Regions from separate parts of the Homo sapiens genome. Here region 1 is linked to region 2. Evidence: read pairs that join two places in POLR2A ChIA-PET (ENCODE). Cell type or tissue: endothelial cell of umbilical vein. All regions are shown on one strand. Each heading gives the region's core, and the rest is flanking DNA. Links, peaks and the distances in the headings are about the cores only.

Region 1 (7,597 bases), core at 1,648-6,647, 120 kb before region 2:
TTCTTTAATGAAGACACATCAGAAAGGAAAAGTGGTCAAAAACATAGCTTATCTGAATTTTAAAATGAACAAAAATCCATAAACATCAACTAACTTCTGTACAGAGCATAGTAGCTAATTATCCAGCCTGCACTTTCTAATAGTAATAATATCATCATAAATGTGCACAGTGCCCTCACTGTCAAAGTTCTTTAACTAAAGTAACAGGAACCACTCTGACTTAACCTAAACCCAAAGGAAGAATTTATTATGAAAATATAGTTATGTCATGTGAATCAGAAAAGGGACTGGAACCAGAAATAGACAACTGTCAGGAACTAAGAGCTCCTGTCTCCTTGTCACTCACTTGCTTTATTTTTCTCTTGGGAGACTGACTGTCCTCTGCTTCTCCACCCATATACCGAATAAAGCTACCTCTCTACTTCCAAATTACAAATACAGTTTTAGCTGTTATTTCATTGCAGTGAATAGAATTAGACTATCACCATTTTGCTCCCCCCCATTAGAAATGAGTGGACCCAGGTAATAATGAGCATGAATTCCAATGAATAAATGAGAAAGTAATGATGAAATTAGAATATCACCATTTGACCCTCCCTAGAAATTAATGGGTCTAGGCAGTAATCATCAATAGCTCCTAACATCACAAAAAGTGAGACAAGCAGACATACACTCCCGATGAAAGATCACACCACCACCTATTGTCTTGCCAAAAGGATTGAACCTAAGTCTGATCAAGCATCTGACAATCTGCAGACAATTTAGAGGACAAAGGAGTGTGTAGTGCTGTACAATGAGTGTGCAATCAGCAAGATCCAGACTGTGGGAAACTACAGATCTAAAGGCATGGGTTCTTCAACAGACCAAATGCAAGGAAAGGAAAGGGATGGAGAAGAAAACTATAGATAGAAAAATGAGCAGCACCAAACCTACAATGACTAGGAATGCACTCAAGTGTGATAAAGCTATTAGAAATGCAAGGAAGAGACAACTACAGATGCCAGGTTAGTGGTTGCTTTTGAGGAGAGAGAGGAGGCTATGATTGGGGCAGGTGGGGCTCCTGGGGCTGCTGGTAAAGCTCTACTTCAAGATCTGAGTGGTAGTGACAACCAGGCTCACCTTAGAGTAACTCCTTGAACTACATATTGCTTGCATCTATGTTTTATTTTTACAATATAAAGATAGGAAAAAAAATGGAAGATGAGAGAGGAGGAAGTGGAGGCAGCAATTCCAGACAACCTTGATGAAGAGTTAAACTATAAAGGGAAGGATGGGGAGGGGATGGCAGTGAGAGAGGGATGCAGGGTTGAGGGAAAGCTTCATTTTGTTTATTATTTTTAAATTTTTTTGGAGAAAGGGTCTAGCTCTGTCACCCCAGGCTAGAGTGCAGGGGCACGATCATAGCTCACTGCAGCCTTGAACTCCCAGGCTCAAGTGATGCTCTTGCCTCGGCCTTGTGAATAGCTGGAACTACAGGTGTGTGCTAATTTTTAAATGCCATGCCTAGAAGTTTTAAATTTTTTGATAGAGATGGGGTCTTGCTATGTTGTCCAGGGTGTTCTTAAACTCCTGGACCAGGTTTTACATTTCTAGCCCAAGACATTTAATGCCTCTCTTTGATCCTCTAATAAACTCCCCTATGTTACAAAAACCTAGCCAGTTACATTCCCTCAGATGTTGTCCAGGCAAGGTCAGGGTCAGTGGCTATGGTGGCCGACCTCCAAGATGGCCCTCATTCTCCCCACTGCCTGGTCTTCCATACTTGGGCAGACCCCTGTCACACTGCAAGAGGGATGGCCCGAGACTGATGGTATCAACAGAAGCGATACTTGTCACTTCCAAGATTCGTTTATAAAAGACTGTGGCTTCCATCTTGGTCAGTCTCTCTTTCTCTCTCTCTCTCTCTCCTTTGACTTGCTGTGGAGGGGGCCAGCTGCTAGATCTTGAAGACACTTAGCCATCCCTGTAGAGAGACCCATGTCGCGAGGAACTGAGGCCTGCTGACAACCATGCGGGTCCTTCAGCAGGGATCCTTCTTTGCCATCACAGAAGACCACAGCCCCGACTAATGTCTCAGCAGCAACCTCATGAGAGTCCCTGGGTCCAGGGACCACCCAGGAAAGCTGCTCCTGAACTCCTGACGCACAGAAACTGTGAGAAAATAAATGTTCATTGTTTTAAGTGGCTAACTTTGGGGATGATTTGTTATGCAACAATAGAGAACTAATATGGTGGCTTTCTAACTTCTAACCATGACCCATAGAAAGAAACAGATTTTACTCAGCATCCCAGTACACCAGCCCATGCACACTTAGACACGCATACACATGTGCACACACACACGCACACATGCTGGCATGCACTCACCCATGCACATACACAAACATACATACAAGTATTGCTTCATGAAACAATACTTACTCCTACTACATATATTCTCCTCACTCTGATATTTTCTAGATTATTGTTTGCTATTTCAACATGCCATTTAAAAGAAAGTGAGAACAGCAAGCCACTAAACTAACTTCACAATCCATACACAGGGTGTGGAGCAGCGTGCAGAAGACAAAGAGGAACAAATCGCAATTTCTCGTAGTTTGTCTGTCATCAGTTGACATTTCAGTAGCCATGATCTTCACTGGCTCACCTTCAAAGCCAGTTTAGTTTTCTTTTGGAAACTAGCCCCTTCTGTATACAGTAAGTACCAAATAAGTGCTGTATGATCCCTGTCCTTTACTATGATAGGCACCAGGAGACCAGATGACACTATGCATTATTTTTCTCTGTGTAATGTTTCATAAAGTATTTATTTATTTATTTATTATTTAGAGATGGAGTCTTTCTCTGTCACCCAGGCTGGAGTGCAGTGGTGCAATCTTGGCTTACTGTGACCTCCGCCTCCTGGGCTCAAGCTATTCTCCTGCCTCAACCTCCTGAGTAACTGGGATTACAGGCATGCACCACCACGCCCAGCTAATTTTTTTTTTTTTTTTGAGACGGGATTTTGCTCTTGTTGCCCAGGCTGGAATGCAACGGCGTGATCTCGGATCACCGCAACCTCTGCCCCCCAGGTTCAAGTGATTCTCCTGCTTCAGGCTCCCAAGTAGCTGGGATTACATTCATGCACCACCACACCTGGCTAATTTTGTATTTTTAGTAGAGACGGGGTTTCTCCGTGTTGGTCAGGCTGGTCTTGAACTCCCCACCTCAGGTGATCCACCCACCTTGGCCTCCCAAAATGCTGGGATTACAGGCATGAGCCACTGTGTCCAGTCTTCATAAAGTATTTTAGTCATATACAATTTAGAATAATATGATGAAAATATGTGTATTCATATTCCGACTGAGAAATAAAACATTAGAAACGCAGACGCAGCTCTTGTGCTGCAATGTGAATGTTTATGTCCCTCCCAAATCCACGTACTGAAATCCTAACTCCCAAGGTGATGGCATTGGGGGTGAGGCCACCAGCAGGTGACTAGGTCATGAAAGGGGGGCCCTAATGAATGGCCTTAGTGGTGCCCTTATAATAGCGTCCCCAAAGAGACCTCTTGCCCTTTCTACCATATAAGGACTTTGCAGAAAGATGTCTGGCCGTCTGTGAACTAGGAAGTGAGCCTTCGCCAGACACTCAACTTCTCAGCACGTCGATCTCAGACTTTCCAGCCTTCAGAACTATGAGAAACAAGTTTCTGTTGTTTATAAACTCCCAGTCTATGGTATTTTGCCAGAGCAGCCCCAAACAGACTAAGACACACCATGTAACCCTCCCCAGTCCCAATTCCCTCTCTCCCATTATAGAGGTAACCTCTGCCCTGAACTTTTCATTTCTCATTCACTATGCATGTTGTAGCTTTCTTATGTATGTACATAACATAACACATGTAGGTATATTTTCACATAGGCTTATGTTTTATACACATGGGGCCATGCTATACATATCCTTTTATAATTTCTTTTGCTCAACATTACGCTTTTGAGACTTACCCCTGAACTCTAGTTCATTCATTTTAACTGTTTTATGTCATTTCATTGTATGGATTATACCAACAGTCATCTGTTTGTTCCTCTTGTTTGCAGTCATTTATATTTTTTTCTATTACAAACAAAACTCAATGAACATTCTTACACGTTTCTAGTGAACACTCTCTCCAGTATATAACCAAATGTTAAACTTCTTAAGGGAACAAGATCCAATATCTAAACAATCCTGGCAAGCAGCCCTTATTGGTTTTAACTTTGTCCCATCTTTAGATTCCAGCCTACACGCCTGGATCTGTTTCTGTTTAGTCAACAGAGTTTTCAAGAGGGGACAAAAAGTCAGGTTAAAAAAACAAAAAAACAAAATTGGAAACATCTGCTTCTCTTTAAACTGGAGATGTGAAGCAAGACTGAGGAAATAATGAATATTAGTCATTGTTAATAGTAGCTGGAATGTGTTGACTCAAATGATCATAAACTCTTCTCTATGTAACCTGCCTATTAAAATCTATGAGTAGTGGTATTTGTTCCCATAATTTCAGGAACAAAAGGTTGCCTTGCCTAGGTTTATCGAAGCCAGGAGTCAGCAACTTTTTCTGTCAAGAGCCCACATAGTAGGCTATTTATACTTTTTTTTTTTTTTTTTTTTTTGAGACAGAATCTCACTCTGTCACCCAGGATGGGGTGTAGAGTGATCTTGGCTCACTGCAGCCTTGATCTCCCTGGCTCAATCTTCCTACCTCAGCCCCCCGAGGAGCTAGGACTACAGGTGTGCCACACCACACCCAGCTAATTTTTCTATTTTTTGTAGAAACAGGGTCTCGCTATGTTGCCCAGGCCGGTCTCTCAAACTCCTGGACTCAAGTAATCTGTCCACCTCGATCTCCCAAAATGCTAGGATTACAGGCGAGAGCCATGGCACCCAGCCTATTTATGCTTTTTAGGCTGTGCAGAGCTTACAGTCTCTGTCACAACTACTGAACTCGGCCTTTGTAACACGAAAGCAGCCATAGACTATACATAAGCATGGCTGTGTTCCAATAAAACTTTATTTACAAAAACAGACAGCCAGATTTGGCCCATGGGCCATAGTTTGCTAAGCCCCATTTTAAGCAGAAGAAAATAATTTAGACTAACGATATATGCTACTATACATCAAAATTTAAATCTTAATCTGATATTTTCTCTTTTTTGATAGACAACTACTCTAAAAACTAGTCTTAGTGAGAGTGAAGATAAACAAATATTTTCAAATGCTGTTGTAGGAATGGAGCTGATGCATTCATTTATTTCTTCAACAGCTGTAAATAGCTGTGAGCCCCACCATATACCAAACACTCCACTGGGTACTGGAAACATACAAAAAAAAAAGTGTACCTGCACCACCCTCAATGAGCTCACAGGTCCTCAATGAGCTCACAGGTCCTCAATGTGCTCACAGGCTAGTGAAGGGGATGGTTATTTAAAGTTTTTAACTGCTTAAAAAGCGATGGGATGAAAATGTTTACTTATCTCTAATTGAAAACATTTATAGTGGCATGAATATATCTGACCAACAACAGCAGCAGTAATTAAAAATAAATAACACAACTGGTTAACTCCAGTCTAAGGTGTCAAATATATTCTTTTTTTTTCTTTTTTTTTTTTTTTTGAGGCAGTCCCACTCTGTCACCCAGGATGGACTACAGTGGCTCAATTGCAGCTCACTGCAACCTCTGCCTCCCAGGTTCAAGTGATTCTCATGCCTCAGCCTCCGTAGTAGCTGGGATTACAGGCACAAGCCACTACGCCTGACTAATTTTTGTATTTTTAGTAGAGAGGGGGTTTTGCCATGTTGGCCAGGCTGATCTCGAACTCCTGACCTCAAGTGATCCACCCACCTCGGCCTCCTAAAGTATTGGGATTATAGGCAATGTTCCCACCTGATGTTCTACCATTTCAAAGAATGCTCTACATTGCAGTCCATGCTCTGATCTCCCACCTCAACAACCCTTAGAACTCTCCATGGAGCCTCCTACTTTCCCGCCTCACCTTCTCTCCCAGGGCCATGTGCTCTGGATTCATGGACAGGGCAGGCAATGGGCCATGTGCTCTGGATTCATGGACAGGGCAACGGGCCATGTGCTCTGGATTCATGGACAGGGCAACGGGCCATGTGCTCTGGATTCATGGACAGGGCAATGGGCCATGTGCTCTGCATTCATGGACAGGGCAATGGGCTACCGACTCCAGATGTCCCACCACCTTACCTCCGGGCACGCAACGGAAGCCGTCTCCCTGATAACCAGGTTTGCACTGGCACGTGAAAGAGCCTGGAGTGTTGTAGCAGAAGGCGTCAGGGTGACATCGGCTTGGCTGGCATTCATCTACATCTGTAAAACAGCCACCAGGCCCAGGGACAATGAGATTTCTTCTGGAATTCGTAGTTTACCCAATAATTTAAGCCACTTACTCAAATCTATGGGAACCTGCTTCTGATCTGGGAACAGTAATCCAAAACTCACTAAACATTAACTATCAAGTCACTAACTCCCCAATATCTATCTGTCGTACTTGCAAATGTGTTTCACTTTGGCAGCAATGTTTTCATGAAAAATGTTTTTGGCCAGGCACCGTGGCTCACGCCTGTAATCCTAGCACCTTGGGAGGCCGAGGCAGGCAGATCACCTGAGGTCAGGAGTTCAAGACCAGCCTGGCCAACACGGTGAAACCCTGTTTCTACTAAAAATATAAAAAATTAGCTGGGCATGGTGACACGTGCCTGTAATCCCAGCTATTCTGGAGGCTGAGGCAGGAGAATTGCTTGAACCCGGGAGGTGGAGGTTGCAGTGAGCCAAGATCGTGCCATTGCACTCCAGCTTGGGCAACAAGAGCTAAATGCCATCTCAAAAAAAAAAAAAAAAAAAAAAAGAAAGAAAAGAATGTTTTCATCAACCTTACAACAGGGGAAAAGATAGGATCTATTTGTATTATAAAATTCTCCCTCCTGTCATAAATGAGAGCTTCAAAACTGTCTGAGTGTTTACTGACAGATTATTAACTGCTAGGCAGAAAACCCTCAGTGAAAAGAAAATATTCACATGTTCAGTAATAAAGAGAAAGTATCTCAGAAATTCTATCTTAGTTGGGACTTTTTAGAAATACTCTATGGTATAATATTAAGTAATTGTGCAAACCAAGAAACTCAGGGTACTCTATTGATGGGCTATCTTACCTAAAATTACCTGTAAGAGAACAATGGCAGCCAAGAAGCTCAAGTCTGAAGGATTCTATTGAGTCATTTATACTTTGACTCCGCAGTCATTTATTCAATCAGAGAACTTTGCTTTTTTGAAGGAGAAGGTTAGAACAAGCCAGTTGAATGGCTACATGTTAATACATCTTATTAAATAAAAGGATAGACTTTAATCTCCATGCATGTCCTCCATGTAAAAGGACAGTTTGTCTCTTTGTGAAAGACAGAAAATATCCCTGGTTCCTAGCAGAGAGCAGGTGTCTAATTGTCACCTGAATGAACTAGTCACCTAGAACAAAACAGTCATCAATGAGAATAGCCCCCAAAAGAAAATGCATAGTTCAAACTACTAGAGAGATATAAAAAGCAACACATTTACTC
Region 2 (7,597 bases), core at 1,583-6,582:
CCAACCACTGTCCAACATCAATTTTTTTTTTTTGAGGTGGAGTCTCTCTCTGTCGCCCAGGCTGGAGTGCAGTGGCATGATCTCAGCTCACTGCAACCTCAGCCTCCTGGGTTCAGCCTCCTGAGTAGCTGGGATTACAGGCATGCACCACCACACTCGGCCAATTTTTTGTATTTTTAGTAGAGACAGGGTTTTGCCAGTTGGCCAAGCTGGTCTCGAATCCTGACCTCAAGTAATCCGCTGGCCTCGGCCTCCCAAAATGCAGGGATTACAGGTGTGAGCCACCACGCTCGGCCAGCATTGACTCTTTTACAGCTTGCTGTTGTGGAGTCAAGAAGGATCCAGACCAAGATCCAACCTTCACAGCAGGTCAGAGTTAAAATGTCATTACTCGAGCAGCACTTACTGGAGCAGAACAGAACTGGCTGCTCACTGGCCCTTGGCCTTGCTGCCCTTGCTGCGGGGGGACCAGAGTCCAGAGCCTGGCTGCATATTGAAGGACACCAGCCAGAAAGGGCAGCAGGGGGAACTGCAGTTCGTAAGGTCATCAGCTCCAGGGGCCACTACTATGGCCGTGGAATTGGCTGTTGTCATCCCAGGTTGGCGGAAGTGGTGGGTCCTCACTGGGCTTTTTGGGCCACGTTGCCCTGTGGCTCAGAGCTAGACATGAGGCTTTCTGGGCCAGCTCTGACCTCAGTTAGCTGTGTGGCTTTAGGGAAGGTCCCTAACCCTGAGCTTCCTTTAATCGTCTGTTAGACAGAGAGAACAATAATTATACATTAATAAAGACATGTTTACGGATGAACAAAATACTGTGTGTTAAAGTGTTCAATTCTAACACCTTAAAAATGGTTGTTTTTGGTTCGTTTGCTTGTTTGGTTGGCTTAACTCCAATCTGTGGTCCTCCTCCCCCTCTGCCTCTTATGGTCTGACCTTCTTAGGGTTCTCCAAAACCTGCTTGCTCTCAGTCCTCGCAGCTCACACAGGCTATGCTATCTGACCCCCTACTTTTCTGTGTACCAAATCTTTTTACATTCCTAGTTCCTACTTGTCATTTGAGCCCTCCCTAATTGTATACTTCCTTCTTTCCATCTTAATCCTGTGATTCTCAGTCCCGGAGCTGGGAAATGTTGCACCTAGTAAGTGACTGCTCATTTCAGGGCCATGCGTGGCTGAGTCACTTGTTATTTTTGTTTTTTGTTTGTTTGTTTGTTTGTTTGTTTTGAGACGGAGTCTCGCTCCGTTGCCCAGGCTGCAGTGCAGTGGCGGGATCTCGTCTCACTGCAACCTCTGCCTCCCAGGTTCAAGCGATTCTCCTGCCTTAGCCTCCTAAGTAGCTGGGATTACCGGCACACACCACCATGCCTGGCTAATTTTTGTATTTTTAGTAGAGACGGGGTTCCACCATGTTGGCCAGGATGGTCTCCAACTACTGACCTCAAGTGATCTAACCACTTCGGCCTCCCAAAGTGCTGGGATTACAGATGTAAGCCACTATGCCCGGCCTAATTTTTGTATTTTTAGTAGAGATAGGGTTCGCTATGTTGGCCAGGCTGGGCTCGAACTTCTGACCTCAGGTGATCCGCCCACCTTGGCCTCCCAAAGTGCTGGCATTACAGGCCTGAGCCACTGTGCCCAGCCCCAAGTTAGTTGTTATAAGGGGCAGAGAGATAAAGAGTGAGACAGACCAGCATCTATCTGTCACCAATAATGTAAGAACAGCCCAAGGTCTTCTGTCACCACCGTTAAACTGTCAGGATCAGCACCATTCGTGGCTCCCAATTGGTGGGCTCTCATGTTCTAGATGTAGGGCTAGGCACTTACATGCATTATTTTATTTCATTTTCGCAGTAGCTCTGTGAGGTTGATGGCCTAGTCTGGACAGGAAGAGCGGTGGGTACTGACAAGGCTGTGCTTACAGTACATCAGTGAAGCACAGCACTTGTGCATCCCAGCAAAGCTCAGAGCGACCCATTTCTCACCTCAGTAGCTGGCATCCGCCTGCCAGTGGCCTGCCTCATTCTCTGGGGTCCCAGCCCGCTCCAGAAACTCACCCAGCTCGCTGACAGGGGACTGTGCAGGCTGCTGCTGTAACCTGGTGGTGGGCTGTCATCAGACGGCCATAGAGGATCGCCCTGAGGCTTGGTTGTGGAGGTTGTCAAAGCAGAAGGCTGGCAATATTCCCATGGCCCAGAACGTGCTGAGGCAGCATATGTGAGTCAGGCCATGGCTGCTGCAGCCACAGTGGGGCTTTGTGCTGTGATCGTGTGCAGAGCAGAGCAGCCACTCAGCCATCCACTGACTCTCCAAATTGCTTCTGAGCACCTATAATTCCAGTTCTCCTGGGAAAAGCCCTGCAAGACCCGGGCTTTCCCCTACCCTGTTCTGCTGATTCCTTTTGGTTGATTTCCCAGTATGAGATCCAGCATTATTCCTTTTGAAATTGCAATCCCTGCTGTTTTCCCACATTGAGAGCACAACTAAGAAGCACTTTCTTAAGAATCTGCTTCCAGGTGCTCTTGGACCAAGTTTAAGTTCTCTGTCTACTCTAGTAGGGTCCGTCTATTCCCAGGGCATCTGTCTGAAGCGGGGCCTCTGCTGGCCAAATCCTACTAGCCAAGACCTGGATCTCCCAGAGCTCAGAAAGCTCCCACTAGCAGGGCCCCTTGGCTTGCCTTCCTGCCTCCTTTCTCTCCCTTTGTCCCCTAGTGTCCAGATGAGAAGACACAGGATGGCTCTCGTCCCAAGAAGGCCTTCGCTTGTGCTGTGGGCACAGAGGTCTTTCTCCCCTCTCTGAGCACAAAGCAGTCACTGTGCTCTGCCGAGCAGAGGAAAAATGCAAATGGTGCTCTGGGTGTGGCCAAGTTCCTTGGGCCCCAAGTGCTGGCCTGCATTCTTTATGGGGTAGCCTTTGTTTTCCCTTTCTGCAGGCTGTGCCTGAAATATGAAGATTACTTAAAACTCATACTATGCCAGGACACGGACACCACAATAAACTGGGTAATGAGTGTCAACTCAAAGACTATTTAAGATTAGTTGCTGCACAAGAAAACTTGAAATGTTCTGAAAGCTTATGAACCATAAATGAAAGAAAAGTTCATTCATCACAATGTCCTCAAGCTTGAAAACAACCGTAAGAATCTACAAGGCTAACAACGAGTTGCAAAGCTGAAACAAACTCTCCTGAACCTTAATAACAAAAACAAGGTGTGATCAATTGTGCAAGAGGAAAGAAGTATCTTCCTATTCCCTCTACGGAAAGATATTATTACAGAATTATTCTTTCTGTTGTCATTTGTTTTATTTTTTATTTTTATTTTTATTTTTAGAGACAGGGTCTCATTTGTTTGCCCAGGCTGGAGTGCCGTGGCATGATTATAGCTCACTATGGCCTCGAACTCATGGGCTGGAGTGATCCTCCAACCTCAGCCTCCCAAGTAGCTAGGACTACAGGTGTGCAGAATCATTCTTATATTAAGAGGGGTATACAGCCAAAAAAAATGCAGAGGAACCTCGGGCAATTACTAAGCAAAAACATTGCATTATTCTTCTGAGTTTTGTGATATGTGTAGTATTGGTCAGCGTCTGAAACTTTGTAATTTGTTCCAAATAAATTTCTTGTTCTAAATAAATATTTACTTTAGTATTAAATTTTGCATATGTAATTTTATTTTTTCTTTCCTTAAAGAGGATCTCTAGTATTGAAGAAGGTTGCAGGCCCCACAAAAACTGGATCTGGCCTGGCCTCTGGAACTGCTTTCTCAGCACTGCTTTCAACGTGTCCCTCACCTTCATTCCTTTTGCCCTGCCCTGGGGCCATAGGTAAAGCCTTTCTTGCATAGTTCACCGAAGCCTGGAGATTTCAATTCTATCAATAGCTATACATGTTGTGTGCCCAGGGACACCCATAATAGCTAATTTTCCCTGCAGTGCGTGAATGTTATACTCCTGAAAGCAAGATCTGGTCAGTTCTCAGTCCCTTTGATGTAATGAAGTTCTGTGGGTACAACCAGCCACCTCTTTCTGCATGAGCTCCTTGAAACACTGCCTTTTCTGGAGATGAAAATGGGAACCAATTAGGAAGAACACTGAACGTTATCAGGCAGCTTAAATGCCTTTGCAAGAACTCCTGGTAAGCACTGGATCTAATTTTCCCCTCCGAAACTTGAGCAAACCACTCACTATGACTTTCCTGGAGCAGGAAATTATGTTGTTTTTTTTTTTTTGGGTGGGGGGAACAGAGTCTTGCTATGTCACCCAGGCTGGAGTGCAATGGCTTGATCTCAGCTCACTGCAACATCCGCCTCCCGAGTTCAAACGATTCTCCTGCCTCAGCCTCCTGAGTAGCTGGGATTACAGGTGCACACCACCACGCCTGGCTAATTTTTGTATTTTTAGTAGAGAGGGAGTTTCACCATTTTGGCCAGGCTGTTCTCAAACTAATGACCTCGTGATCCACCCACCTCGGCCTCCCAAAGTGCTGGGATTACAGGCGTGAGCCACCACGCCCGGCTGAGGTTATGATGTTAAGATGCTTCTTAGGATTCATTTATAGTAACAATTTCATTCTGTTTCCAGGTGAATAGGAAATAGTCTATGTTCTTGACCTTTTAGACTAAATTTCCTTTTTTGTCACAGATCCACTTAATAATACCAAAGTTTTAATGAAATTATTGAATCATTAAGAGAGCATTTCTGAGCAACTCTAGAAGGGCTACACCATCTGCCTGTTTGCTTAGGTACTAGTTAAGGATTGTCCTCGATTTGGAGTTTATTATAAAGAATCCCACTGGAACTACCTGCTTGAATTAAAATCTGATTTTTATCTTTTGACCGGAGGGATGAAAACAGTCTAAGACAGATTTATGGCGATAGTTGCACAACTTGGTGAAGTTACTGAAAATCACTGACTTATACACTTTGAAATGAGTGAACTTTGATTTGATAATGTTTTTAAAAAGTCTGATATGCTTAATGGTCCTTCAGTTTAGGAATCACAAACACGAGAGCATAAAATAGGCATAAAATTCACGTATATCTTAGAAAAAGTACAATTCGTTAGTTAAAATAGGAACTTTCAAAACACTCCTGGCTTTTACACAAGAATAATCTTAGCTTGTAAAACCCTACTTATCACGTATGCTATCTTACCTACTCCTTGAATCTCAGCATTCCTAAAACCTTTGAAACTCTTAGCATTCAAATTTTAAGATTGTGACTTAAACCAAAAAACTCACAAAAAACGTAGACTCTGTCCTGAGTGGCTAAGAACAAAAACTCCAGCCAGTGAATCAGTTGTTCATTCAGTTATGAATCCAACACCTAATATGTGCTGATCTTGGAAGTGAAGAGATAACTCTGTGTTTCTATCACTTTAGGTTTGGTGAAGCAGGACTTGTCATTGCCTAGAGCAAACAAAAAGTCTTTTATGGGCAGAATTCAGAGACTAAGAGCCACATGACACTAAGTTTTCAAAGCTTGAATTTTTAGAATTCTACTGTAACTGCTGAGGTAGTTTCCTCTAACAATGTACAACTATGAATATAAATAAGTCCAGCCTGATGATGGGATTCTCTGCTATTAGGTCAAGGTTTCCATTTTTTAAGGGGCCTGCACTCCTTAGTTGACTGACATTCCTTCTGGCTAGAGTTGTTTTTTCTGGGGGCCTCTATTAATATTCTAGATTGAGCAGGCTATGACTGGTTATATGGTTCCTAATGATAATTTATTTCTATAGCTGGAATCAGCAGAACCAAATGGTACAAAGTATTCCTTCCCAGGGAAATACTAGCACAGATTTGGTTGTCGAAACAAGCTACTCGCCACCTTGGAAATTCTAGTCCTCTGAAGCAGAACACAGACAGATACGTTTTATTGGGCAGGAAGTGTGGGAGGGGTCTGTTCGCTCATTTCAAGTACACAAGTCATCGATTTTTAGTAAATTCACCAAGCCTTGCAACTATCACCATAAATCTGTGTTAGACTGTTTTCATCCCTCCAGTCATAAAATACAAATCAGATCTTAATTCAAGCAGCTAGCCCCAGTGGGATTCTCTATAATAAACTCTGGGAGGGGTATCCTGCATGCTGCTGTCAGCAGACTTGGAGGAGCTTCACACTGGGGGTTCCTGGATTCCTGAGCAGTATAGAGGCAGGGTAGGAGGTTTGGAGCTGCAAGAGATGCCTGTTGGTAGCCTGATCTCAGAGACCAGCCAAGTTGCAGAACAGGAATTCTGTCTTTAGCTTGCCTTCTTTTCACTCCCTAAATATTTCAAAGGAAATAGAAAAGAATTCCTGAGGACAGATAATAAAAAAGATAATCTCATGCAAATGTGATGTACATTTTCCAAAACGTGAATTTTCAACTTTTTTTTTTTTTTTGAGATGGAGTCTCGCTCAGTCACCCAGGCTGAAGTGTAATCGTGCGATCTCGGCTCACTGCCACCTCCACCTCCAGGGTTCAAACGATTCTCCTGCCTCAGCCTCCCGAGTAGCTAGGACTGCAGGCACCCACCATCATGCCCAGGTGATTTTTGTATTTTTGTAAAGACAGGTCTTTACAAAACAGACATGTTGGCCAGACTGGTCTTGAACTCTGGACCTCTGGTGATTCACCCGCCTTGGCCTCCAAAGTGCTGGGATTACAGGCATGAGCCACCACGCCCGACCAATTTTCAACTTTTAACAACACGCATAAAATAATCTGGGAAGATCTGTAACAGTATGGAAAAGTATTTGTCCCCATCTGGACTTCCAGCACGGGCACTCCCTTTCTCCACCTGGGAAATTCCCTACTTGAAGAGAATGAAGTGGAAGCTTCCACCATAGAAGCGGCAGATGCCAGGGAGTCATGCTCCCAGCCACCCTTGCTAAGATGAGAGCACATGGTCTAGACTCTGCTAATCAAACGCCCCTGCTCCAGACTTTGAATTGGAAGAGTGTGACTTAAGGAAGCATGGACTGCATAATCTACTCTAGAGACGGATTCATTTATCCAAAACCCTTTGTAACCTCTTCCCTTTGCCTGTCCCTACTATAGAGGCTGGATGTGCCAAATGAGTGCTTCCCTTATAGCTCTAGATGGCTTATGGCACACTTCTGGCCCAAAAGATGTAGGTGGAGGCCTGACTTGGGATTTTTTGGTAAAACCTTGTCCTCCTGACATAGGAGTCACTCTTTCTGTCTTCTTCCAATTTCTGCCTTGAATGCAAATGTGATGGCTGGAGCTAGAGCAGCCATCTTGCAACCACGAGAGGACAACTCTGAAGATTAAAGCCAATATGCTAAGGATGATAGAGAAGAAAGACAGATAGGGCCAGGATCCCTCACAGATTTTTTAAATGGTTGAATCAATGCTTGCAACAACTGACATCCAGATATGTAAGAAAGACAAACATTTACTATTAATCTATTATTAGACAGATTTTCTGTTACTTGCAACTTTCTTCTTGCCTAACTGATACAGGCAATTTCCAGTGTCCAGCACTAGTATTTCCTGTGGGGCAAACTACTAGTATCAGAGCCAGTGGTAGGGGCAGTGATATTATTCTAGAACCAGTCCTGCAGCATCACTTTGGGTATCATTCCTTCTTCTTAA

What was found. Peaks named below come from ENCODE experiments on the same cell type or tissue, not always from the same donor. Only the 100,000 strongest peaks of a DNase experiment are listed, where the experiment ranks them.
Region 1: POLR2A ChIA-PET joins it to region 2 with 6 read pairs; 2 of 35 experiments call an interaction of 5 or more read pairs at or near these places.

Annotation. Positions count from the first base shown.
Region 1 is chr1:236,005,691-236,013,287 of GRCh38, forward strand. NID1 (nidogen 1) reads right to left here. Exons shown (of 20, transcript NM_002508.3): 12 at 6,231-6,353. Among named protein-coding and RNA genes, the nearest start is that of LINC02768, 37 kb to the left of the region's middle. In endothelial cell of umbilical vein, for the core only: no CTCF peak of the experiment used is centred there; a DNase peak (open chromatin) is centred at 4,331; H3K27ac peaks cover 1,658 bases.
Region 2 is chr1:236,126,765-236,134,361 of GRCh38, forward strand. No RefSeq gene overlaps it. Among named protein-coding and RNA genes, the nearest start is that of GPR137B, 12 kb to the right of the region's middle. In endothelial cell of umbilical vein, for the core only: no CTCF peak of the experiment used is centred there; no DNase peak of the experiment used is centred there; H3K27me3 peaks cover 153 bases.